2 separate regions of the Homo sapiens genome follow, and region 1 is linked to region 2. The links are chromatin contacts, found by Hi-C in ENCODE. All regions are on one chromosome and are shown on one strand. The core of a region is the stretch at or near the end of the contact, and the rest is flanking DNA. Distances in the headings are between cores, read along the strand shown.

Region 1 (6,891 bases), core at 4,392-6,891, 920 kb after region 2:
TCCAATTAGAAGCAGAGTCACAACAACTGTTGGGAAATGTGACTCTTGGAGGAAGGTGGGGAGGGAGTGGCCTTGCCAGCCCTGTGGGACGTCCCCTGAAGTTTGTAATAAGACCCCTTTTCCAAAGGGATGTGAATTGGAGTGAAAAGGAAATCTTTCATCTTAGAAAACTTCTGGTCCTTAACGCAGGGTGGTATTTGGGTATGTGCTTGGAAATTGAGATCTCAAGAGTGTTTGCCTTGGAGCCAGCTCCCCAGGAGGCCTTTTCCAGGGACAAGGCAAAAGTTGAAATTCTCCATGGGTAGCTAGAAAGCCAATACATCTAGCCCTGCTAAGTCAGAAAAAGATTATGAAAAATGTTGAAATTTACATTCAAAGCCTCATTTGCTTATCTTGCTGGAGCCAACCCAGTCTAATAGCAAAATAGCTGTCATTGATACAGAAACATCCTCATTTTTAAATGTCTGCTTTACCCTGTTACTGAGTTTGAGATGACTTAAATCACTGTGTTGACCCTCTTCTGAACCAAATCTTTAGCATTGATGAAAATAGTTATTTTATTCTTTACATCCTTCACCCCACACTATGGTCAGGGCATGAAACACCCTGTTGATCCCTTCCCAGGCTCGGCACTGTCTGCTCACTGGAGCCGGACTCCCAGGTTGTAATTCTAATGTTGCCTCATGAGAACAGAATGGCAGAAAGTTTAGTCCTGACAGATTCCCCCATAGGGAGTAATGAGGACAGCATGAAACTTGGATAGGTTTTACCCTTAGTCCCTATAAGGTGGATTTTACTAAGGTTTTTTAAATGATACTGTCATCCTCTTGGGGTTTATCAGCCAGGTTAGAGGAGCCCAGTGTCCTAACCTCTCTCAGATCATGGCAGAGAAGGAGCTGCCTCCAGCCCCTTTCTTGCTGAGTTTCATTTGAGCAGTTCCATGTGTAGACATTCCAAGTCACTGCTTGGTAGTTGCTGTGGGAGCCTGTCATTGGCTATGGCCAGTTAGTTCTCAGCTGAGCTTCCTAGGGCCAGTGCAACAGGGCCAGAGGCTGCTATAGTGTAAATTGAAATAAGAATAGATCATTGTTTTGTACACACACACAATAAAATGTAATGATGGTGCTAATTTCACGGTATAAATAAGCACTGCCAAGGGTTGAGGGACTGGCAGCTCAAGAAACCCGGGTTCCTGTTTGGGAGGAGATTTTATGTAGAAAAGTTTGAGGCTTTGTTAAAAGTGGGGAGAAGGAAGATCCTCAGTGAAGCCTGCACCCAACCCTGGAGTGGCCCAGTGCAATCCAGAGGTGGAAGAGATCCTATATCCAGGTGAAGGTGGCCATTGAGTTTCTCAGGGCTGGGGCCACCTTGTCCATAGCCTCCGTCCACGCTGCCTGGAGCAGGTTGTTAGAGAGCTCTGGTTGTTGGGTCTTCCTCAGCTCCCTTCTGCCCCTCTCTACCTCTTCCACTCATGGAAGCCCCTCTACTGCTTATGAAGATTAAGGGTAGTATTTTCTAAGGAAGTGGAAAGAATTAAACTAGAAATCCACAACCTCGGAAGAAGTGTTTCGAGTTTAACATGCGCTGTTTCTGCTTATGTGGTTCCTTCTCTAGAGCTGCTTTCCCATGGCTTTCAAAACATCAGGTTATTGTGGGGCTTCAGGTGTAAGGTCCTGGAAGTTCAGCAAAGTTTCGTGGACAAGACATGGGCACAGAGAGTAGAAGCAGAAATAAATGGTTCTATGTTTTCAACTTCCAGGGTTGGGGCAGGCCAGAGCAAGGCGGTCTCATCGAGGTGGGTGCTACCTGTGTGTGTGTAGATGAGTGTGCTGAAGGTGGGGAGGGCAGCACACAGCAGCTCATGGCAGAGCCGCCTCCTAGGTCTTGGCAAAGAGGCAAGCTGACGATAGACATCTACCTATATTGTTAAGAAAGGGGTCGGGGGGATCAGCCAAGGTCCATCATTGCTTTTTTGCCGCGCCCCCCCCCCCCCGCCCCCATAGATTGTCAGCTGTAAGTGAAACTCCTAGTGAAAAAGAGGGGAGCCCTGTGTTAGGAGTCCCCATAAACATGTACTGTAATTCTTTGTATATAGAAAAAAAATTTACTGTAAAGTAAAGTTTAACTTTACTCATATATGGCCCTTGCCCTGTGTTTTGTTTTATTGGCTGTGGGGAGTTGTAGTCTAACAGGAGGGAGGATTGTTTGGGGTGAGAGCAGAAGCCAGCCCCAGAGATAGTACGAGGTGGGGGGCGGGGGGCGCAGGGATACTGTGAAGCTAAGCCCTTCCTCCAAGCACGTCATGGGAATAGTGTGTTTCCTCTCAGCAGCCACAGGGCTGCCCAAGCCTCTTTCTCCCTCTGTTGGGAGTGGCTGGTTTCAGTTTCAGTCTCCCTCCACAGGAAGCCCCCATCACTCATGAAGGAAGGGCAGTTTGAGGAATTGGTTTTTAAAAAGGAAGTGGAACCAAAGCACTCTCTGAGTGTGAGTCTGACCATGTTGGCTAAGTTGTACATTTTTCCAAGGCAGGTGTTGGCCACTGCAGAGGACTCAGCCCAGGCCTAAATAAAGGCAGGAAAGCAGAGGCAAAGGATAAAACTAAGGGAAAGCCCCTGGCCTGGGGCCACACCCTCCATACCAGAAAGGGCTGCAATAAATTTCCTTCTGGTTGAGCAGCAAGTGTCAGCCCTGTTTACAGTTAACACCTGATTCCTCAGAAATATCTGGATCTTCTTTGGGGAAAACTTGGGAGTTTGCTTCCCTTTGTGACCTAGTCCTGAACTTCCTGCCCTTTCAGCAAAAAGTGCTTGGGAAGATTGGGAAAAACATTTAGTACTAGAGTTACTCTTCACTTTCTTCACAATCCTTGGGCTGCATAGTAGTCACCTTATTTTACAGATGAGAAACTCAAGATGAGGATTTAAGTCCCTTTTCTAAATTAGCAGCTGAATTGGAACCAAATCTGGATCCATTAGACCTTTCTGGCTTACAGAACTTAGGACTTTCCTACCATTAAACCACATTGTAGGATGTCACTGGGAAGCTCAGGACCTGAGTCACAGGTCTGACATAGGGGCCCAAACATGACAGATGCAGTAGAGCTAGTCAGACCAACCTGTCTCAGGTAGGAATGCTTGACCCTTTTATTTCGAAGCAACTCATGCACTCTTTTCAGCACTCAGAAGGAACTGTGAGCTTTTATACTACTACAGCCCCAGTATCTCAGCGGTAACCATGGGGAAAAAAGTCTTGTTTTCCAAAGGAAAATGAGAGTTGGGAGGAGCCTTAATATAAGCAGTGAGGCCAGCCGGGTGGCCCCAGGAAGAACTAGGTGTCTTGACACCTAATCCACACAGCAGGGAAAGGGGCTGGGTGTGATGCACAGTGCACTGATTTTATTTACAGATCAAAAGCCACTTAAATAATCTGCAGACACAAGTGCTGTCCAGGGCAGAAGCCTGGGGTCCAAATCAGCCTTATCCCTCCTCATGCCCACAGTCAGCCCAATGCTGTCTCCGTTCCATGGGCCAGCACAGGCAGGCGCCACTCTGCTGACATGAGGACCTGGGGTAGCTCAGACATTTGACTACCCAAGCCCAGAAAGGAGCTGGGTCCAGCCCTTACGGGGAATTCCTTTAATTCCCCCAGGCCAGGTGAGTGCTGACTCAGTGATGACAACAGCTGTAGAAGTAGGGGTTTGGCTTCTGGCCCAGATCCACGCCCTTGTCCTCTGTCAAAAAGAGAGGTGGCAGCTCAGCACCATTCTGTTGGGATCAGGTAACTCAGGAAAGGGGCTAGATGCTGTGGGCCTAGAGTAAGTCTCCATAAAGGCTGGGGAAGCACACACCTGTCATCACCTGGAAGGCAGCCACACTGACGTAATCCTCTGCCACTTTCTGGAAGAGCTCGTCTGGCAGGAAAAATGATGATCAGCGAGGGCCCAATGCCAGTAGCCCTGGGATCTCCCAGTGACCCAGCCCTCTGTGCCCTATTCAGCTTCCTCTGGTGCCCCTGCATGTTCCTGCTGTGAGGCTCCAGCACAGCACTCACCCACACTCTGGCCTGTCTTGCTGGATGTTTCAAAGAGCTGAGCTTTGATATCTGTAAAGAGAAGTGACTAAAGCCTCATACCTGAGAATTAGATAAACAGACAAAAGGGAGGGCTAGCAGTTCAGGGAGTCTCCTGGACCCCACAGTTCAAGGAGGCCAGGAAGACCTCCTAGAGCACCTTGCCCTGGCAGCCAAGGCAGTCCCTATTTTCTTTGATCCACCCAGACAGCCACACACCCCCACCCCCCAAAGGGCTGAGGAGCAGCTACTGTCTGCATAGTCCTGGACGTCGTGGAAGTCCACACGTCGACGCCTCCGGTCTTCTTCCAGCAGGTCACTCTTGGTGCCACATAAGTAGATTTGGCAGCCCTGAGGCAGAAGACAAGGGTCACCTCCACAGGCCAACAAAACCCCAGCCCCTAGTGTTCTAGTGAGGTCTGTTCACCTACCTCCTCTAGGCTGCGCAGTTCCTTCACCCAGAACTTTGCTCGCTCAAAGCTGCTGCTGTCTGTGAGGTCTTGGTGTGCGGCATGCAGGAGACAACCAAGTGGTCAAGGGCTGTTCTCTGGCTAGCCTGGCACCCATCTTTTCTTGTGAGACAGCCCAAACCCCCCCCCCCCTTACCATAGCAGACGATGGCAGCCTTGGCACCCCGATAGTAGATTCTACTCATGGCCTCATAGCGCTCAGAGCCTGCTGTGTCCTAAAGAGTAAGGCCTGAGTCAAACTTAAGGCCACGTTCTCCAGACCCCGCTATTTTCCAGATAAGGAAACGGGTCTATGAGAAATGGGTCTGTGAGGCCACAAATCAACCAGTAATAGGCAGGACCTACACCTCCTCAGGAATGAGTCTCCCAAGAATAGATGGCCGGGGGACTTACCCAAATACCTAATGTCACAGTCCGGTCTCCGACCGACATCACCTTGGCCACGAAGGCGGCCCCGATGGTCTGCAACGAGAGGGAAGAGATCGGGGCCATAGGTGCAGATTACCGGCCCCCCACTCCCCCGCCCACCGTGCCTGGCCCCTCCGGATGCACTCACGTTCTGATAAGGCCCCACCAGAAAGCGGTCGTGCACGTAGCGCTCCACCAGGCTAGTCTTGCCCACGTACTCCTTGCCCAGCATCACCACCTTGACGTCCACGCGCTGCCCGCTCATGCTCCCGGGGCCGCTTCAGCCACGTCAGGGTCCTGAGCGGGGACGGGAGGCAAACCCCGATCTCCGCTCGGCCCAGGCAGCGCCCAAGCCTCAGACCCCGACCCCAAACGGCGCCAACCTACGACTCCAGACAGCGCGTCGGGCTCGAGCTCTGGCCGTGGCCTTGCACTTCGGCAGCGCCCCGTGTGCCCCCGCTGTTCGGCCCCGGGCGCCGATTATCCTTCGAAGACCCCAAGCCTCGGGGCGGCCTGGGAGCGCGCGGGACAGCGTCCTCAACAGCGCAGCACGCCGCCGTGCAGCTCGCTACTCCGTCATTCGCTCGCCTGCCCGGCTTAAGCTCCGTTCTGGCTGGGAATCCCAACCGAACCTGGGGTCTCCCGCAACCCGGCTCCTACCCGCAGCGCCGCGACTCCCGCGGGAGGGGGCTAGAGGGCGAGGGGGCGGGGCCGCAAGGTCACGTGGCGCGGGCGCCGGAAGCGGTGGCTACTGTGTGGCTGCGCCGGAAGTGGCGCGCGGCCGGACAACTCATGGCGGCGGCGGCGGCGGCGGCAGCTGCTTGGGCGCGGTGCGGTGGTGACTGAGCTACGAGCCTGGCGGCGGGTGTGCGCCGAGCCCCGGCCCGGCCCGGCCCTCGCGTGCCTCCCAGGCTCCGCACCCCTGATGCTGCGCGGGTGCTGAGCCCGCTTCGGCCGGGACGATGGTGAAGTATTTCCTGGGCCAGAGCGTGCTCCGGAGTTCCTGGGACCAAGTGTTCGCCGCCTTCTGGCAGCGGTACCCGAATCCCTATAGGTACGTGGTATTTGGAAGAGCAAAACCGCGCCATCTCGCTATCTGGAGATCGAATTATGGGTAACCCCCAAGTACTGGGACCAGGAAGGACTCGATATCGAATCCTAGGTAGACCTTATCGGGGAAGCGGCCAGGCCAGGCCTGCAAGGTCCTGAAGGGAGGTTGGGCCTGGGTGGTGGTTTACTTGAGACCTTAGTGTAAGATTCTTTTCTCAGTGTGGTGAGACAAGAAGAGGCGGCAGTATGGGAGTTGGGAGGGATCTTGGAGTTGGAAATCCTATTTCTCTGCCCGTGGCGCTTTCCTGGGGTGCAATAAATCATGAGGTCCATTCCTGCTAGAAGGCAGGAATCCAGGTCAGTCAGATGGCGGGAGTGGGAATTTGCCCTGGGATGGGCCCTTAACTCTGGTTTGAACCATAGCACATACCACCCTGCAAGGTTACGGGAAGGCGTGGCCTCTCTAGGCCCGGAGCCTCCAAATGGGAATCCCCTCGGGCAGTCTCTTAGGGGCAAGCTTCTGAGGGTCACCTTCACCCTGACACCTGCAGCAAACATGTCTTGACGGAAGACATAGTACACCGGGAGGTGACCCCTGACCAGAAACTGCTGTCCCGGCGACTCCTGACCAAGACCAACAGGATGCCACGCTGGGCCGAGCGACTATTTCCTGCCAATGTTGCTCACTCGGTGTACGTCCTGGAGGACTCTATTGTGGACCCACAGAATCAGACCATGACTACCTTCACCTGGAACATCAACCACGCCCGGCTGATGGTGAGACACCTCCTGTTGTGATTCTGCACCTCCCCCTCTCCCCTCCCCCCGAGATAGAGAGCTCCTCAGATACATGTGGCTAGAGAGCCATAAGGCAGCTTTTGTGGCCGGAGGCAGG
Region 2 (7,045 bases), core at 1,424-3,923:
GCTACCTCAGAGAAATGAAGTAGTCGAATCATATCCAGAGGTTAGGTCCTCATATTGTATATAGTCAAAATTATCTTTGACACGGTTGCCAGGGGCTGGAGGTAGAGGAAGATGGGGAGTTGTTTAATGGGTATAGTTTCAGTTTTGCAAAATGAAAAGGTTTTAGGGACCTGTTGCACAACAAAGTCAATATCCTTTACTGAACAGTGCACTTAAAAATGGTTAGGATGGTAACTTTTATGTGTTTTTTAACCACATTTTAAAATTTTTAAAAATGTTCCTCTTTGACTACAGTAAGTGCCTATGGCTTGGTATATACAATCCTGTGCAGTAATTCTTATGAGAACCACTGAGATAAAAGACAGGAACTCAAGGAATTCTGTATCAAATGTCTGGCCATTCAAATCCTTTATCTTTAGGGGAGCTGCTTAAACTCCCTGACAGGTAAGGGGAAGGATGAATGAAGAATTCTAGAGTATTCCCACTTTCCTGTAGGGTTTACTCTCCTCCGTTTTAGCGTTCACTCTCTATAGCCTTAATATACATAAAATCGATTTTGTCATTGGAACATTTATTGAGATGGTGGAATCCCTAAAAATCAGTTCATCCTTAAATTCATGAGAAGCCATACCCATGCCAGAGATTTACTGGTTTCTCTTCTATTCTCCCAGGCACCTGGGTACATCCTCCCTAAACATCTCTGACCTTAGTTCACACAGTAAGGTCAGGGTTTAGTCAGTACAATGAAAAATGAGCCAGCCAGGACACAGTCCTAACTCTGTGAACTTTGAACCAGCTCACTTCTCCCCTCTGAAACTTGGTTTCTCCATCTGCAAAATGAGGACATCTTAGGGCCCTTCCCAGCTTCCCACAGTGCAGGACAGTGACCTAAAGGAATATATGGACCACACCCACCATTCAGCACATAGGGCTTCCGTACAAGCTCTTTAGGCCTCTCCTCTATGTCCACCTCCATGGCCTTCACCTGCAGAGAACAGAGCCCTTGAGACCAGAAGGATCTTTGATGAGGGAAAGTTATAGACTCCTGCTTATCCCAACACAACTACTAACCCATAAGAATCCCTGCCCACGGTTAGGTAGAAGTAGGTAACAATGAGAACTAATGCCCTGGAGGCTTTTTCTCTCTCTCTCTCTTTTTTTTTTTCTTTTTCTTTTTGAGACAGAGTCTCATTCTGTTGCCCAGGTTCAAATGCAGTGGCACAATCTTGGTTGACTGCAACCTCCCCCCGGGTTCAAGTGATCTCCTGCCTCAGCCTCTCAAGTAGCTGGGATTACAATCATGCGCCACCATGCCCAGCTAAATTTTGTGTTTTTAGTAGAGATGGGGTTTTGCCATGTTGGCCAGGCCGGTCTCAAACTCCTGGCCTCAAGTAATCCGTCTGTGCCTTTTACCCCCAACACAATCTTGGTGACAAGGACTTTGTGTTTTGTTCTCTATTAAATCCCCAGGGTGCTTAGGATGTGACATGTTCTCAATAAGTAGTTAACCTAATGAATGGGCTTCGCGAATGAATTTGTTCCATTGCCTTAGGCAAGTTTCTTTTTATTCTTTCATGCCAGAGGAAAATGGCACTACCATTTCTTGAATAAATGTGAGGCTACAGCCACACAGTTAGATAGTCCCTAAGGCAAGGAGTGTTATACCCATTTTATAGATAGGCAGGCAGAGAAAGATGAATTGCTTGCTTTTCTTTTGGGAACCTGGATTCTTTTAATAGTTGTTGAAGCCTCCAGGGGGCCAGGCGGATCACTTGAGGCCCAGCCTGGCCAACATAGCGAAACCCTGCCTCTACTAAAACCACAAAAATCAGCCGGGTATGGTGGCACACGCTTATAATCCCAGCTATTTGGGACGCTGAGGTGGGATATAGCTTGAACCCGGGAAGGAGACTGCAGTCAGGGAAGCCTAGGGAAGCCTCAGACCAAGGATGATTGAATAACAAAGAAAAGGTGTAAGTAAAGATCTCCAACTCTTAGGGAGTACTAATTAGGAAAGTTAAGGGTAGAAAAAGATAAATTAAGGAAAATACCGTTGAGATGCTAATGGGTTAATTTCAGAGAAAAAAGACTGAGTAGAGGGGGTATGGGGAATGTGTGCTGGGGAGGGAGTGTGACGAAGGTCGTAAAGAGACCCTTGCTCAACGTCAGTTGAGCGTTCTGACTGTGGGGAGGTCGAAAACTCGGAAGGGCCTGAGGGAAGGAATGGGCAGTACCACGTTCTGACACCTAGGTCAGTATGGCGGGGGAAGAGTAAAGAAGACAAGGACCGAGACCCTGCCATGTCAGTACCTTTCTCTTACGGAGGGGCACCGCCCTGTTGGGGTCCACAGCCAACCCCATCTCGGCCAGGTTCTGCCGTACCGATTTAGCGTGGTCCCAGGCATGTCGGATGTGGGAGCTACCGGCAAAGAGAGACATCGCGGATCCGTCATCTCGCGGACCGTCCCGGCCGAGGCCCACGGCCACCCGGAACCCCAGCCCCCTCACCATTCGATCCGCGGCGCTGCCTTCCGTCGAGCATTCCGGTTCAGACGCTTTCGGTTGACACTGTAACCAAACTTCTGCCTCCGGGTTTTGCCCTTGGCCTTGGGCATCGCGCTGACCACCGCACCAGCAGCTCAAACACGCTGCCTCTGTCTCTCAGACCTCGTGTAACAAACTCCTTCCGGAAGGCGTGCACAAGGCTTTGCGGGCATTTGGGGAAATGTAGTCCTTTTGTAGCACTACCGTGCTGAGCACTACGACTCCCAGGATGCAACGAGCATTTGCGCCTGCGTACAAGGCTCAATTTATTCGTTTCCCCGCCCCTTTCATGACCTTCACCGGGAGGCTGAGGTCGGAGTCCCGATTTTCTCCTGCTGCTGTGGCCCGGACATGGCGACTCCCGGCCCTGTGATTCCGGAGGTCCCCTTTGAACCATCGAAGCCTCCAGTCATTGAGGGGCTGAGCCCCACTGTTTACAGGAATCCAGAGAGTTTCAAGGAAAAGTTCGTTCGCAAGACCCGCGAGAACCCGGTGGTACCCATAGGTAAGTGGGTGCGGTAGGAACTGCACAAGGAGAGGACAGTGATGTCGGAGGGAAGGAAGTAGAGAAGGACCAGAGCGCTAGCGGGGAGCGGAAGGAGAGCGGACTAGAGAAGAGACGAGGGGGCGGGGCGGTGAGGGGCGAAACTGATTGGAGCGGGAGCAGCGGGTTTAGGGGGCGGGATTTGGGGCCTAAGATTGGGAGGACTCTGTAACTAGGAAGACCTCGACTCGACCTACCCTCGCCGCCCTCCCTCCGCTGTGATCCAGAGATCTTGGCTTTGGGGAAGCGAGACCCAAAGCGGGGAATGACCTGCGGGGCCCGACCTGCTGTTTCCCAGTTGCTTTGTCCCCTCCTCAGGTTGCCTGGCCACGGCGGCCGCCCTCACCTACGGCCTCTACTCCTTCCACCGGGGCAACAGCCAGCGCTCTCAGCTCATGATGCGCACCCGGATCGCCGCCCAGGGTTTCACGGTCGCAGCCATCTTGCTGGGTCTGGCTGTCACTGCTATGAAGTCTCGACCCTAAGCCCAGGGTCTGGCCTTGAAAGCTCCGCAGAAATGATTCCAAAACCCAGGGAGCAACCACTGGCCCTACCGTGGGACTTACTCCCTCCTCTCCTTTGAGAGGCCCATGTGTCGCTGGGGAGGAAGTGACCCTTTGTGTAACTGTAACCGAAAGTTTTTTCAAAAATCCTAGATGCTGTTGTTTGAATGTTACATACTTCTATTTGTGCCACATCTCCCCTCCACTCCCCTGCTTAATAAACTCTAAAAATCCACTTGTATTTAATTCAGTATCATCCCCATGGTTTTTGGTCTTTGATTTTGGAGGAAACGGACTTTGGAGTGGTGCTTAGAAATCGTGTAGTCTAGTGATTCCCGAACTTTCCTAGTAACAGCCACCCAGGGCACTTTGAAAGCAGAGATTTGGCCAGGCGCAGTGGCTCACACCTGTAATCCCAGCACTCTGGGAGGCCGAAGCGAGCGGATCACCTGAGGTCAAGAGTTCAAGACCAGCCTGACCAACATGGAGAAACCCCATCTCTACTAAAAATACAAAATTAGCTGGGCGTGGTGTTGCGTGCCTGTAATCCCAGCTACTCGCGAGGCTGAGGCAGGAGAATCACTTGAACCCGGGAGGCGGAGGTTGTGGTGAGCTGAGATCGCGCCATTGCACTTCAGCCTGGGCAACAAGAGCAAAACTCCATCTCAAAAAAAAAAAAAAAAAAAAAGAATCTCAAGGTCACTCCTTGAGATTCTAGTTCAGTGGGCCTAGAGTAATGCCATTTGAAAAATACTGGTCTAGCCAGCAGTTTTTCAGACTTTCAGTAGGACAACCTTCCTTCAGATGAGGCCTCCCATAGTCGGGTCAGAGGCAGAGGGTTCTGCCCTCCACTCCGCATAACCTCCTCACCCTGCTCCCACCTCCCTAGAGTCTATGGGGCTCCACTGATCTAGACCATCTAGTTCTTTTTTTGAGACGAGTCTCACTGTGTCAGCCAGGCTGGAGTGCAGTGGCAGAATCTCGGCTCACTGCAACCTCCGCCTCCCGGGCTCAAGCAATTTTCCTGCCTCAGCCTCCCGAGTAGCTGGGATTACAGGTGTGTGCCACCACGCCCGGCTAATTTTTGTATTTCGTATTTTTAGTAGAATACTAAAACAACATGGTTTCACCATGTTGGCCAGGCTGGTCTTGAACTCCTGACCTCAGGTAATCCCCCAACCTCGGCCTCCCAAAGTGCTGGGATTACAGACGTGAGCCACCACGCCCAGCCTAGACCATCTGGTTCTTGACACAGTATAGAAGAGGAAACAGGCTCAGAGAAGCAGTCTGGTACAGTGGGAAGAACACAGTCCCGAAGCTCTCCAGAGATTTGTGTACATAGTGTTTGAGGGTTCTGGAAGAGGAGGCTGAGGACCTGAGCACACTCTAGAAGAGAGGTGACCTGTTAGTTCCTCCTTCATGTAGTTTCAAACAAGTATTCCTGGTCTGTGGTCAGCGCTCCTCAAATGTTGGATTTGAGGACCTGCGCTCTTCCCGAGTGATTGTACTGTTTTCAACACCAGCTTCAAGCTGGCAGAAGGAAAAAGGGAGTGAAGACACACCCCTTCTTGAACCCCCCAACAGTCTAGATCTCAGTGGAGGGCTGTACTAGGGCCAGCTAAGTTGCTTGCCTCCACCATGTTCTCTCAGCTTTGAGGCAGAGATGATAGATGTAGAGCAGTGCACTGTGGTGACCCTTGGCATCCAGATACAAGACAAGGACATGGAGTGATGACCACTGTTTGTAAGTGTTGGTGTCATGGTGTCCCCCTCCAAAAATGTTGAAGTCCTTCTAGTGCCTTAGAATTTGACCTTAGGCTGGGTGCTATGGTTCATCCCTGTAATCCCAGCACTTTGGGAGGCCAAAGTGGATAAATTGCTTGAGCCCAGGAGTTTGCCCAGCCTGGGTGACATGGCAAAGCCCCGTCTCTACTAAAAATACAAAGATTAGCCAAATGTGGTGGCACGTGCCTGTAGTCCCAGCTACCTGAGAGGCTGAGGTGGAAGGATTGCCTGACCCAAGGAAGTTGAGGCTGCAGTGAGCTGAGATTGCACCACTGCACTCCAGCCTCAGTGATAAAGCGAGACCCTGTTTGAGAAAAAAAACAGAAAACGAAGATTTGGCCACAAAGACAGACATACCTAGAAGGCAATGTGCAAACAGCCACCTGATGGGGGCAGGATTGGGGTGATGCGTCTGCCAGCTAAGGGATGCCTGAGGCTACCAGAAGCCAGAAGCAGGTGGAACAGACCCTTCCCCAGCTCCTTCAGAGGGAGCATGGCTCTGCCACAGCTTGATTTCAGATTTCTGGCCTCAAGAACTATGAGACAATAAATTTCTGTTCTAAGCCAGCTAGTTCATGTACCTTCTTACAGAAGCCCTAGGAAGCTAATATTTACTGGCAATTACTCAAATCTTTTTAAACATCATGCAGGTCATGAACGTCCTGTTTGCAAACTCTGCTGAAGGGGAAGAAGGTGTGATCACTGGTTGTTTATCCAAAATCCAAGATGAGCCCAGTTGAAGGAGGAAGCGAAATACACAGGGCAGTGGACCCTCCACATCCAGAAGGTCCCAGCCAACCCTAAGGAGGGGAGTCTCATGGGTCTTCAGGGCTCTTACCCAGGCTTAGGAGGAAGCTACCACCAGGAACCTCTGGTCTCGCTTTTCCCTCCCACTACAAGCCACTTCCCCTCTGGGAACCTTGGTGTCCTTGGTTATATGGTGAGAATAACAGAATTTACCTCACAGACTTGTTAAAGGATCGAGGTTACAAAAGCATTCTGCGAGAGGCTGTCTTTCCTCCTGGAGGTGGAGGCAACAGACATGGAGAGCTTGGGGCTCCCACTTGGCTGGGAAATGGGGGAACATTCTCCCTTCTCTCAAGGTCATGAAGCTGGGAAAGTTCTAAGCACAAACCGAGCCCTGACACCAGTTGTGGCTTCCAGAGAAGTGAGAATGATAATAAATAAGTGTAAAAAGAGTCAACAACACACCCTTTAAGCCAAGAAAAAAAATACATCAGGAGGGACAGTCACAATTGAGTAGACTGAGAGGAGGCGTGAGGGGCTGGACCAGAGGGCCAGGAGGGAGCGAGGCGTGATGGGGTGAGGGCCCCCCTCCCAGCGCCTGGAGATGGGGAGGAGTGGAATAGGCTGTGGGTAGCAGCTGCTGCGAGTCTCCACCCCGACCAAAGCAGCTGCTCCTCCTGTGCCCAGGCCCAGCCCATGCTCTGTGGCCATGCACCTAGCAGGCACCTAGCGGGACAGTGGCGTCTGCTTCAGGGACATGAGCACCGAGCGCAGGCGGGACACATCTTTGCACTGCTTGCTGCTCTTGGGGTTGAAGTCACATAGCTGGGCCACCTTCTCCCACTCTGTGCCTGGGGTCTCCTCCTTGGATTCCTTCACGAAAGCCTCCTCGGATGCCCTGCGGGTGGAGATAGGACGGGCT

What was found. A loop is a pair of places that touch in the nucleus more often than their neighbours do. Pooled maps may share reads with other maps.
Region 1: a pooled map shows a loop between it and region 2 (8-fold over the local background). The contact joins the promoter of RAB24 here to the promoter of NOP16 in region 2. A Hi-C loop is called at or near these places in 2 of 37 single-sample maps with no recorded cell type and 10 of 50 pooled maps.

The regions. Positions count from the first base shown.
Region 1 is chr5:177,298,078-177,304,968 of GRCh38, forward strand. It overlaps RAB24 (RAB24, member RAS oncogene family), which reads right to left and starts at 5,642. Exons shown (of 8, transcript NM_001031677.4): 1 at 5,095-5,642; 2 at 4,932-5,000; 3 at 4,675-4,753; 4 at 4,500-4,567; 5 at 4,320-4,419; 6 at 4,051-4,101; 7 at 3,848-3,910; 8 at 3,121-3,730. The coding sequence starts at 5,211. The coding sequence ends at 3,666. It overlaps PRELID1 (PRELI domain containing 1), which reads left to right and starts at 5,722. Exons shown (of 5, transcript NM_013237.4): 1 at 5,722-6,000; 2 at 6,548-6,773. The coding sequence starts at 5,909. It overlaps NSD1 (nuclear receptor binding SET domain protein 1), which reads left to right. Exons shown (of 23, transcript NM_022455.5): 23 at 1-2,136. RefSeq lists enhancers at 3,333-4,532, 5,697-6,574, 6,213-6,312, 6,423-6,472, 6,493-6,552 and 4 more and silencers at 2,310-2,503, 5,533-5,602, 5,653-5,732, 5,843-5,982.
Region 2 is chr5:176,385,925-176,392,969 of GRCh38, forward strand. It overlaps NOP16 (NOP16 nucleolar protein), which reads right to left and starts at 2,674. Exons shown (of 5, transcript NM_016391.8): 1 at 2,509-2,674; 2 at 2,311-2,419; 3 at 916-985. The coding sequence starts at 2,615. HIGD2A (HIG1 hypoxia inducible domain family member 2A) reads left to right here and starts at 2,827. Exons shown (of 2, transcript NM_138820.4): 1 at 2,827-3,049; 2 at 3,407-3,837. The coding sequence starts at 2,896. The coding sequence ends at 3,573. It overlaps CLTB (clathrin light chain B), which reads right to left. Exons shown (of 6, transcript NM_007097.5): 6 at 6,577-7,021. The coding sequence ends at 6,850. It also overlaps a transcript of ARL10 not described here. RefSeq lists enhancers at 1,978-2,661, 2,313-3,512, 2,785-3,104, 3,305-3,524, 3,346-4,029.